Linked DNA regions of Homo sapiens: region 1 is linked to region 2. The links are chromatin contacts, found by Hi-C or POLR2A ChIA-PET in ENCODE. All regions are on one chromosome and are shown on one strand. Each heading gives the region's core, a stretch centred on a gene start or an enhancer-like site at or near the end of the contact. The rest is flanking DNA. Distances are from core to core; before and after follow the strand shown.

The links. A loop is a pair of places that touch in the nucleus more often than their neighbours do. ChIA-PET counts read pairs that join two places held with the same protein, here RNA polymerase II (POLR2A). Pooled maps may share reads with other maps.
Region 1: a loop to region 2 is called in a pooled map, with 2.8 times the contacts of the local background. The contact joins the promoter of GASK1B here to the promoter of PDGFC in region 2. A Hi-C loop is called at or near these places in 1 of 168 maps with a recorded cell type or tissue (sigmoid colon) and 5 of 50 pooled maps. POLR2A ChIA-PET finds 5 or more read pairs at or near these places in 1 of 52 experiments (activated T-cell).

What each region holds. Positions count from the first base shown.
Region 1 is chr4:158,170,982-158,177,425 of GRCh38, reverse strand. It overlaps GASK1B (golgi associated kinase 1B), which reads left to right and starts at 4,401. Exons shown (of 5, transcript NM_001128424.2): 1 at 4,401-4,558; 2 at 5,827-6,444. The coding sequence starts at 6,051. It overlaps GASK1B-AS1 (GASK1B antisense RNA 1), which reads right to left. Exons shown (of 5, transcript NR_147410.1): 1 at 5,946-6,444. LOC101928007 (a long non-coding RNA gene) reads left to right here. Exons shown (of 4, transcript XR_007058350.1): 3 at 3,160-3,312; 4 at 3,618-3,738. RefSeq lists enhancers at 5,025-6,224, 6,398-6,444.
Region 2 is chr4:156,967,946-156,973,883 of GRCh38, reverse strand. It overlaps PDGFC (platelet derived growth factor C), which reads left to right and starts at 2,085. Exons shown (of 6, transcript NM_016205.3): 1 at 2,085-3,098. The coding sequence starts at 2,981. RefSeq lists an enhancer at 1,798-2,298.

The DNA.
Region 1 (6,444 bases), core at 3,152-5,651, 1.2 Mb before region 2:
ACTCTATGAATTATCAGGTTTTAGAACTATAAAAAAATGCAAATTATTCTAATCTGCATAAATTATCTAATTATTAAGAAGTGAAATAATAATTTTATACATGTCTATCATTTCAAATATATGCAAAATTGGCTGTCGTACATTTTATCTCTTTACCATATCATGGTATGTTCATGCAGACATTGCCCAGCTTCTGGTCATGTGGCAGGACCATTCTAACACAGACACAACATCAAATAATGGAACAAATGTTCCTAGGGAAATGAGGCAAATGGATTATTGCAGGAGATTTCCATACCAGGAAATTGGAGGAAGGTGCAAGTTATAATAGTAGACAGAGGAGAGAATACCTAATACAATGCAATGCCAGGCATTTTACCTGCTGGAAATATGCTTATTTGGTGTTCTCTTGAGGTCATATATGAGTGATTAGGCTGGCACATAGTGTTACTTCACAGACTTGTAAGACCAGTTCTGAGGAGACAGGTGATTTTCTCCAAAAGCACTTTTCCTACTGCAAATAGATGTACTAGTTTAGGTCAACAGGAATGATGTCCTTAGGGGTGAGCAATAAAGTGCCAGATAAAAAGTGCACATATTTCTATAAAATATATTCAATGTAACTTCTTTTACATACAGTTCAAAAGACAGATACAGTATAGAGTACTATTTAACACTTCTATGACAAAACTTCAAAGACTATTAAGTTAAAAGTTTTTCAGCTGCAGGCAGGGCAGCTTGGTGCTGTCCAGGCCTGGTGTTGGAATGGATAGCAAAGGTATTAGCAAATTCCATACAATAAGTAGGACAAAGGTTGTAGCCAGGAACCTATGCTAATGCTGGGATTTTAATTATAATAGGGTTATGGGTCCTAGAAATCAGGACTATGAGGAGCAAGGGATAGGGTCCCCCAGTGGAGGAGTCTGTGCAGCACTGAACCAAGAACAAGGTATCCATCTCCAGGTCTGCAATCTATGCAACAAACCTGGGTCAGCAGTGGCAAGGAAAAACTTAATACTTAGCTTTTAAGTGATTGGAGTCCTTATATATTGTCCTTCACTTTCCCAAGGGCTCTCAGGAGATGGGCAAGCTGCCACACAGTCACAGCAAGTGACACACCTGACAGGAATGGGGGAAATGAGAGTGCTGTGGGTGGAAGAATGAGGCCCGATTCACTATCTAATCTGGTCCAGGAGTTGTCCCAGACTGAAGGCAAATAGCCTTTACCAAACTAGGATCTTACTATTGGAAGCCTTGAAGGATTTACGGATTACTTCATTGCCAGTGAAACCTAAGACATCATTTAATTGTAAAAAGGTGTTAACTTGCTCCTAGAACTAAGTATTTAACTCATAGTACAGTGAATTATAACTCTGCACATTAGAAGCTTTTAAAACTGTGGATTCCTGGGCCCTACTTTAGATCATTTAGAATCTCTGGGAAGATGGATGGGGTCTAGACACTCATATATTTTTAAAATTTTCAGGGATTTTACTGTTCTTTAATATTTAAACTTAATTTTTAAATGACTGAAGTAATATGCGTTTTTTATTGTAAACAAATTATTTGTTCTACTCTCCTATGTAGATTTATAACATATATACAAGGTATAAAGAATATAAAATAAATAGCTATTTATGTACCACCTTTTCCAATTTGATTGAAGGATAAGATATATATAAATATGGAAAAGTACAGAAATCACAAATGTATAGTCAATGTGTTATCCCAAAATAAACATACTTAGGTAAATCCCATCTAAATGAAGAAACAGAACATTCCCACAATCCTGCTTTGCTCATGTTTTTTCTCCATCACCATCCTTGCCCCTCCATAAAGATATAAAAAGTCCTCAGGTAATTCCGATGGTCCCTACCATTATCTTACTGTCTACTTTTTCACTTTATTTCTCTCATTGTTTTTTAAGAAGAGAAAGTACTTTAGGCATGAGAATTATTTGTCTCTCTGATCTAATAATATTAATAATAATGAATACTTTGAGTTCTATATGTTCACTCACAGATTATATTGTAAGTTATACACGAATGTTATATTGTGGCAACAAATTTTCAAGCTAACGCTTGTTCAAGGAATTTAGCCTTATTTTTCTAAAACTAAATTAAACTTCTCTGTTTCCCATGCTACCTGATGGCAAAAAACACCTTTCCATTCAGTTTCAACAGAGACCATGAGCAATTGATGGCAATTGCTTCCACATTCGAAAATGAGATATGGATCCGCAGTGCTAAGGGAGGTGGGTTGCTGCATTGGGAAGTCTGAGGTTGCTGGAGCAAATGATGGTGACCATGTCCACTGGATCACTTGTGGGGCAGTACACAGAGGCCCAAGTTAGAAAACCAGCCTGCAGGTCAGCTTAAATGCTGCCTAAGAGAACAGCCTGGAGAGATGAGGTGATCTCAACAGAACAGGGGGCTACCAAGTTCCAAGGGACTAAGGGGCCATCAACAGCCAGCTAGAGAGATGCTTTGATAGTGGTGTCTTTGAATTAACTATCTCAGAGTCAGCTTTACACACCTGCCAAACCTGGAGAGCTTATAAGTCAATTTGCAGCAGTATCAATGGAGTAGCAAGGCCATTTCTGCTATTATTGCTTCTCTCTCTCCACTACCTTGGAACAGCCAGAGCCAGGCTCAAAGTGGGGTGAGCGGCTGGGTGAGTGGTTAAGGAATAAGAGCTCTAGGCAGGAACAAAAAAGAATGTAAGATGGGTCTCCTCTGTCCCTTTTCAGTAGATTTTGGCTATGCTTTTTGAGGGACTGCTATCTTCTGGAGAAATTCTGGGAATTTAAAAGAAATTTTTAAAGAAATTGACTGTGATATAGAATCAAACATATTAATTAGTTTATGTGTATTATGTGTCTGTATGTCTATGGCTAACAACTGGAGAACTTTTACAAAAATTTAAGTATGACTGGAAAAGTCATGGGGACTGCCTGAGTTTCCATTTAAGAAAGTTGAAAAGAGATATCAGGCCACAGAACAGGTTTCAATGGGCAGTGGGGGGAATCACTAAAATTGTGCTCTGATTATATCTGACAAGCCCCATTTATCCACTGTATTGGCTATATCAATATGTTGGCTACAAATAATTCAGTGTGCTTGTCCTCAATTCTACCATGATTGCTTTGCTGTGGTGCAGTGGTGACTATCTGTCAAGGCCTGGGCTGAGGAGAGAGGCCTCTGAGCAGTTTAATGAGGCATCATGGGGGATAAAAACAAACACATTGCTGAATATTTCAAATGATCATTCCAAGGCTGCTATCTCATTCAGTCATCAGAAGAAACCGATAGGGTAAGTGCTATTATTTTTCTTTTCTTACACATGGGGGAAACTGAGGCTTAGAGAGGTAAGATTACTTGCCACAGGGGACCACACGTAAGAGGTAAATGAGGAGAATTTAAAGCCAGTCTGCCTCCCTCTTCAGCCCATTCTCTGAATATCATAGTTCAGAGTAGATAGTGTAGCCTCCACGAATCCCTATTGTGGCTATAGCAGGGGACAGTGTATTGTTCTTTTTCTAGGAGACATTTTTGGAGTGGGGGTGGGAAGGTAGTCAACGAAATTTACTAACTCACACAACTCTCCCTATCTCGTAGGCATTTCTCCATGAAAAAAATAGCTCTAAAAACAGCTAGAGGAGATGTCTGCTTATTATAACTGGCCTCTGCCAAAGGCTTACTTTTAATTGTTATAGAGCCAGGTCAGTTATTCCTTTGACTGTGGAAATAATAAGATGGTTATAAAATGCAGCTTTGGTATGGTTTCCTTGCAAGAAGTTCACATTTTCTATCAAGAAAATAATTCTGTGTGTATGGAAGTGTGTGCCTAAGAGTTTTTGAGTGCAGATAAAATTGTTTTGATGCCTGAATTCTCACAAAGTTTAGCCAAAATATCCAGGTACTTCCAGGCTACTGTCAATATTGGGATTGCTCCTTCTCATTCCTCCATGTGGCAGGACTTTTAAAGAGGAAAAAAGGACTGAGTTTAGAGTGCTGAAATAACAGCCCGATTATAATTTTTGTCAATTTACCACTTGGACGTTTATTCTCTCCTTCCCTATATATTCCAACTCCTTGCTCTTTTTGCATTGTAAAATATAGTATTTTTAGGATTATACACCATATGCTAATCTTTTACCCACTCTTCAGTATCACAACTTTCTTTCTCTGTGGGGAGGAAAAATCCCTGTCCCCTTTCTGTCTTCTTGCCTTTTGATTCTATTTGCCATAGTCTAATTGACACCCCAAGGTCATCAGCCCCTGCCTTTGTGCTAGGACACGCAAACCACCCAGGCCAATCCCTAACCTGTTTTTTCAAAAAACCTCCAATCAGAGAGAATCCACGACTTCCTTTTGTGAACTGTTGCACCGTGCAATTGCACACTATAAATGTCTTTCCTTATCTGTGTGTACTCTTATCTCACTGTTCTATTTTTTCTCCTCATTTATATTAACTCTTTCTTACCTTTTTTTCTGAACTTCTAGGCCTTCTCTTTCCAGAACTGGTGGAAGACAAATGAAACGGCCAAGATGGTAAGGTGAGTAGTTCCTGGGAACGCTTGTGCTCTAACCCCAAGTTATGTGGGATGGACACTCGAGGGGTGATGGCATTCCTCATTTTACAAGTTACTTGCTTGGCTGCGGCTGCTCCACCAAGATAGCAAACATTCTCGATCTTTTGAACTTCATGAGACTGACATTTCTGAGTCTGTTTGCGAACAGGACACTAGAGGGCTCCCAGGGGTTAAAAATAAGTGGAAATTTATTTGAATGAAAACTGATTCTCTACGGCATTTCTTTTTTCCGAATTTAAAATTAAAGTTTATTTTGTTAACTATTGTTTTTAAAAGCTTTGTATCTCTTAAAACCATGCAGCAGTCAGTTTCCAAGTTTTGCTTTGCAATCAGTAGTTTTCAAGGGAGCTTTTAAAGCTGAACTGAAATGTTTGAAATGTGGAACACTCTTGACCATGAAATATGTTCTACTTACATGCCTCAGCCTTTAAAAGTTCTTTGCATTAGAGTCAAGGATTACATTCTTCCTGGAGCCAAGCATGGGGCCAGCTGTGTAAGTAAGGTTGCTTACGAGTTTCTTCTTTTTCTTTTTAATAGTGAAAAAACAGAACTAGAGATGCTTTTATTTTCTTTCAGCTGACTTCGGTGGAAAGAAAAGAAATAAAAAGCAGTCAGAGTTGTGTTGTGTTGTGTGTGTGTATGTGTGTGAGAGAGAGAGAAAGAGAGAGAGAGAGAGAAACAGAATAAATGCAACTGCTTCCAAGATATATGGACATTTATGGCTTTGTATTATACTAACAATGTAAGCTAATGGAACATATTATTAATATGAAGTACAATTTGTACCTTTAGACTAAGAGAATATGTTTCTAAATTTTATTGTTAATACTTGCTGCTTGTACTTAGTTAATTCAGGACTTTAAAAAATAAAAATGGTATAGGTATAGAGTATTAAAAAATTATCTATTACTTGTCTTAAGTTCTTTCTGAATTTCAAAAAGGAAAAGCCCAGGTTTGTCACATTTTAACGCTTTTGCTTCAGAGTCAACTTAAATGACTCTAGGTACAAGTTATAAAACACTCTTGGATTTTTGTGGCTTGTTTTCACTACTTTCAAGTGACTATCAAATCTATACATCTATCTCGTTTGCATGCTTTTAAATTTTATTTTTAAAAACATTTAGTGGTGATATTTATGAAAGGAAATGATTACTTTTTTTCTTGACTCTTGTAGAGGAACTTAAATGGTTTGAAATTGTGACTCAGTTAACTCTGTATCCATTCATTCCCAGAAACAAGCCGCATTTCTCCTTGGGGAGACTGATAATTTAAAAGGTTTGTTGTGTCAGAAACATTCCCAGCTTCATCACCAACCCTTTCCTTCCACCTCTGCCCACTGGAGACCACTTATATCCCGAAGCGGACGCGGCAGCTGAAGTCAGGAAACCATGCATCACATTAGCAGGAGCCAACTGCAGACTTTAAACTCCGTTCAACATGTGGATGCGGCAGAGAAATGACCTGTCCAGACAAGCCGGGGCAGCTCATAAACTGGTTCATCTGCTCCCTGTGCGTCCCGCGGGTGCGTAAGCTCTGGAGCAGCCGGCGTCCAAGGACCCGGAGAAACCTTCTGCTGGGCACTGCGTGTGCCATCTACTTGGGCTTCCTGGTGAGCCAGGTGGGGAGGGCCTCTCTCCAGCATGGACAGGCGGCTGAGAAGGGGCCACATCGCAGCCGCGACACCGCCGAGCCATCCTTCCCTGAGATACCCCTGGATGGTACCCTGGCCCCTCCAGAGTCCCAGGGCAATGGGTCCACTCTGCAGCCCAATGTGGTGTACATTACCCTACGCTCCAAGCGCAGCAAGCCGGCCAATATCCGTGGCACCGTGAAGCCCAAGCGCAGGAAAA
Region 2 (5,938 bases), core at 836-3,335:
AGAGTAGTCATCACCCTTCCAATCTCCTGAGAGCAAATGGATTACATTTGCAGACACACACACACACACACACACACACACACACACACACACCCCACCTCTATGTGGGTGGTCAGGAAACTCAACTATATGGACATATAACAATTTCATTTAGAAAAGTGCTGATTAGAAAACTAAACTTACAAAATTAGAAAAACTGGAGAATAATGAATTTTATGAAAAATAGATTACAATGGATTCATAAGGCATGCCCTTTATTTAAGTCCCATTATGTTATTAAAATTGGGAATAACCCTTCACCCTCACAAATTTACAAAATATTTTTGGAACACATTATGCAAATATGGAGTCACACTGGTGTTGTGGAGCTGCTAACTCGAATAAAATACCATACTTGATAAAAAACCTTCTGTCCACTAAACTGTAAATGCCTTAAAGTCAAAGATCAGGCCTTATTTGCCTTTAGTGTATATTTAGTACTCTGTAGATAGAAGTGGTAAAGGGATAAGAATGAATGAATGAGACAGGCGGGTGAAATTTTCAAGAATGAGACAGATGGGTGAAGTTTTCAAAGGTTTCTAAAAGGGAAAAACAAGAAGACTAGGATATTCCAAGCAGAAAGGTCTGGTTGGTTGGCCCCAGTTGGTGTTCGCATATAAGAAGAGGGCTTGGCATTTTCCTCACCACTGAAGAAGGATCAGCCCCTGGTTTGGTCCAGTAAGAATATGTTCTTGCCCAAATGCCACTCCTTAGTTTCAGGGACATTGCTATTTTGGTTTTCTGTTCCAGCCCAAGTGTTCTTGATGGTCGAATTGTTTGCATTGACTTTTTTTCCACAAGAAGTTGGGTGATATTGCTGATTTGCCTGCCATGGCACTTCCTTGTTTTCATTTTGATTATTACTCAAAAATAGCTTCATTTTAAAATTCAACTTTTCTGACTCTCTGCTTGTGCCTTTAACACATTGACAATGATTTTCTGCTTCTCCACAAAGAAAGCACGTTGGATCCTGTCACAGACATATTTAGCAGACATGGAACCACCATAAGCCCTGCTTGGCATGTGTGTTTCATTTCAGACTACCTCATGAGAACTTTAGGTCTTAAAGCATCGGCCTCTCTCTCCAAGTCAGCCTGAACACAAGCCACAAGAGATTTCAGTTCTTTCTCGACCTTTTTGGTGTAAATGTAAACAATTCTATCACCAGGGGTTCAGGGCAGCCTAGTTTTGTTAGAGGCTGTATTGTAGGAAAGTCCAAGGTTGCAGGATCATTCTGAGTCCCTTAGACACCATTCTCAGAAGAGCTTGCTATTAGCTTAATGCTGCCCAACTACTACGTATGCTTCACGAGGGCAGGGACTTTTGTCTGTTTTCACTGCTACGGCTCCAACCTCTAAACAGTGCCCGACATAGTAGGCATTCAGTAAATATAGTACTTGTTAAATGGATGTTATTTTGGCTGCCTTTACTTTTGCTTTATTTGTCCTGCTTTACGGAGCTGGAAATTGGAGGAAAGCCTTTGAATTCATTTCCCTTCTTCCTTCTGTTCTGAAACTCTGGCCAAGGGTCCTAGCAAAGACCTTAGGGAGTGGGGAGCCCTCCTGGAAACTAATGACAAGTCAGGCGACAGGGGGCGGGAGAAGGAGAGCTGCAGGAAGTTCTTTCCCACTTACTTCTGCAGCACCCTTCACCACCCATCGTGCTCTGTATTTGGGGTTAGAGGTGTTCCGTGGAAGGGAAAGCAGGGGCCGCCTTGGCCGCGTTCCTCTCCTGGGCCACCGGGGTCTTGCCCACAGCGAGTCCCGCAGCACCCCCTGTCTGCGCAGCACCTGTTGACAGCCAGTGGGCGGCCAAGCCCGCTCGCGCGGACGCGTCCCAGGGCTGCCCCTCCCAGAGGCGCTGACCCCCGCCCGCCCCATCGGCCGCCTGCGGGAGAGCCGCTGAGCCGCCCCCGCTCGCCAGGCGCGCGCTCCGCCCGGGCTCGGCCCACGGCCCCCACCTCCTGTCTGCCGCCCGGCGGGGGGAAGGTAGAGAAGGGGAGGGGACAAGCCGGATCCTCCCGGCCGCCCCGGCCTTCCCTCTTCACCCCGTGCGGAGACGCCGCGCGTAGCCCCGAGGTTAGCGCGGAGCCCGAGGCGTGGGGGGAGGGGACGGGGAACAACCGGAGCCCCGCGGTGACCCCGAGCGGCCGAATTGCCCCAGGCTTTGAGGAGCGGGGGACGAGCCCGAACAAGGTGAACTTTGGTCGCGGAAAACTCAAGCCAGGTGCCGGAATCCGTGCTGCGGCGCTCCGAACCCGGGGCCAACTGCGCTCCGGGCTGAGGAGCGGGAGCCCCGCGGCCTCTCTCCGCCTGCGCCCGGGCCGCCGTCGGCCCGGAGCCCCCCGGCCCCGCTCCGGCGCCCCGGCCCGTGGGACCCGCCGCGGCGCCCTCGCCTTGTTTCTTCCCCCTCCCCCTTCGGGGGTGGGGGGTGGGGCGGGGGAGAGGGGCGCCCGGAGAGCCGCATCTATTGGCAGCTTTGTTATTGATCAGAAACTGCTCGCCGCCGACTTGGCTTCCAGTCTGGCTGCGGGCAACCCTTGAGTTTTCGCCTCTGTCCTGTCCCCCGAACTGACAGGTGCTCCCAGCAACTTGCTGGGGACTTCTCGCCGCTCCCCCGCGTCCCCACCCCCTCATTCCTCCCTCGCCTTCACCCCCACCCCCACCACTTCGCCACAGCTCAGGATTTGTTTAAACCTTGGGAAACTGGTTCAGGTCCAGGTTTTGCTTTGATCCTTTTCAAAAACTGGAGACACAGAAGAGGGCTCTAGGAAAAAGTTTTGGATGGGATTATGTGGAAACTACCCTGCGATTCTCTGCTGCCAGAGCAGGCTCGGCGCTTCCACCCCAGTGCAGCCTTCCCCTGGCGGTGGTGAAAGAGACTCGGGAGTCGCTGCTTCCAAAGTGCCCGCCGTGAGTGAGCTCTCACCCCAGTCAGCCAAATGAGCCTCTTCGGGCTTCTCCTGCTGACATCTGCCCTGGCCGGCCAGAGACAGGGGACTCAGGCGGAATCCAACCTGAGTAGTAAATTCCAGTTTTCCAGCAACAAGGAACAGAACGGTGAGTCTTTCCCCCATTCTCCCCCTGCTTGTTTCTCGCTGTGTGTGTTAACGTTGGCATTGTGCGTTGGTATGTGATATATACCAGACTGTGAAGGTATCTTTGGTCTCTCATTACATGCAAATGTGCGCTGCGTTCATTGGCATGGACTGTTAAAGGTTAAGTGTAGTTTGCAACTTCGGGAGCTGCCACAAAGCTCCAAGAGGGCAACGTGAGTGCCACTGCTGAGTGAGGACATTCTGGGAGCGATTGTGAACGTCATTTCAAATGCACATTGCAGGTTCGCTCATTGCTAAAGTTAGAAGTTCAAGAACTGCCTCTAAAAACGAATCCAAAATGAATGAGCCTTGGCATGTTTGACTTTACTCAGATTTGGGGAGGGCGAGGGGGGTCGGTCAGGAAATATATCAGCCGCATTAATTGAAGCACTCTAGGTCGAAGTCATCAATTAATCAATGAGTAGATAGGAAATATAGAGGTCAAGAGGCTGTGTGGTCGTTTTTAGAGGAATTAAAAAGTGTATTTCTCTTGCTCCCTAGTTTTTGTTTTTTAAACTTGCCTTTGTACTCTGAAGTCCTTACCTTTCTGGTGGTGTGTTTTTGTATGTGTTGGTGAATGACTGCTATTTTGTGTGTGCTGGAAACGACTTAATCCTGCATAGGAAATGAGAATTACTTTCAGCTTTCAAGTGTACCTGAAATGTTTAGAAAACTCTCAGATGCAAGTTCCCTTGGGCTGGGATTGCACAGAGCTGGAGAAAGGCTCCTTTCATAAAGCCAGGGCAGCTTCAGGGTGTGTAATTTGCTTAGCCTCTGAACCCATATGATTTACATCATTCAATTTCTAAACTCTTTTTCTCTTCATCTACCATTATGAAGTCATTTTTGAGAATACTTTGTAAATAGAAATTTTATACTGCACATGAAACCACAATGTTCATGTTAGGCTGTCTAAAATTGGAATATTTAACGCCCTGTTTACAAATGGTGGCTCTTACTGTAATTTGAAAAGGAATATACATGTTTTTACTGCTTTGTATATCATCTATTCAGAATGCAAGGATTCTGTCACTTGATTAACCATGCAAAATGAACACAAGTGGCATACCTACAAAATTAAGATAGGATGTGCTATAGTTTTAAGTCAGAGTGATTTTTTTTCCTTTTCATATTGGGGTGTTTCAAGACTTCAACTTTGAATTTAAACTCTATGAAGTGTTCATGTTTAAGAAAGCACAGAAAGTTTTAGGGTATAAAAGTAGATAAAATAAGGATTCTGCCGACTTTTGCAAACGTTATTTGTATTTGCTGTTGCGCAGCAAGACATAGTATCACATTTATCAGCTAATATTAGTGTGGTGCTTCTTACAACTTGCTAATGTGATGCCACATGGCACCTGCAGGCTCCTTGAGCTGCTGATCAAAGGGCAGCCTAGGGATGTATCTCTAATCACAGTAGCTGCAGAGGTCTGGGGGAAAGTGATCAAAGGAGCCACAGCACCAGCTGTACCCGTGCAGGAAACACATCAGACCAACCTTTGTTCTTTCTCATGTAAAATAAATGTCCAGTTCAAAATATTGCTTCTTACTAGCCAAGCTCCTCCATAATGACAACAATGCACAATATTCCTGGCTTCCTGGCTTCTGTTTTTTATTGTTCCTGTCCCATATCATTTCTCCTATTGCCTTGTCTTATCAAGCCTCTCTTGGCATCTGCCCGAATCTCTTTGCTGACCTGTGCTTCTCTTTGTCCTTTCCTTTTAGTTCTCTCTTGTGATCCCCATGCTATCATCACTTTGTAAGGGTCCCAGAGCTGTCATGCAGCATGTGGTCATAGGCCACTTTACCCAAGTAGATTCACACCTCCAGGAGAGATGAGTTCATTAAGCCAGGCCACACACATTCTGTTGCCATCTGAGGCTGGGCCATTTCCATTCCTAAGATGCATGATGCTAAAAATTGCTGCTTGTTTCCTAATCTGTGGGTAGAGGATTAGGCTATGTTTGGGGGTTGGTCTATGTTAAGGATGGCAGCAGGAAGTAACTAGAAGTAGAGGAACTACTTGTAGTTTTTAGCCCAAGGAGAAGTGGCACTGGCCAGCACTAGGGGGCAATATAGAGCTATTTTCTTGCACATGCTCAGGTTGATTTTTATACGTAAATGTTTCAAGATTTGAGGGTAACAGGTGGGTGCTGAAGAAGATTCCCCTGGAATGTAACCAGATTTGTTAGAGCTACTACCATTACCGTTACTACTACTACTTCTACTTCTTCTTCTTTTTGTCTTTCAAATTTTCCATTATGTGGGTAATCTTTTGCCCACATACTGAATTATGATTGAATTTTGATTGCCCTGTTGCTGTCTCAATTTTGACAGTTGTACAGTCCTGTAAATACGAACCCTCCTTGAGGATACCACGTAGAAGATCCCATTGGCCCAGTTTGTGCATTGCATCGTTTTGTGACAGGTCTTCTCTAACTCTGAAATGTCCAAATTGATATATTATGACTGTAGCAGCTCATTCTTGTCTCCAAGGACCCCTCCTCATGATACTCTCTTTTCTTGAGTATTCTAAAGTCCCTAATGGTGATTACTCAATCAGGTACCTCGGGCTGCTCAGTTTTAATATTAACTTGGTATTTCAAGAGGAGGTAGAATTGGAAATTGATTGCTGTAGCCAATGCTGCATACATGGATTTAGACTGGATCATGTGGACATGGTTCAGAATTAGCTTTGAAGGGTTAGTGTCATTTACACTATTGTTAGGTATCTGGTTTTTGACCTACCATTGGATTGCAATTCTTGCCACTTTTACTGTACAAAGTTTTATCCTCTAATAT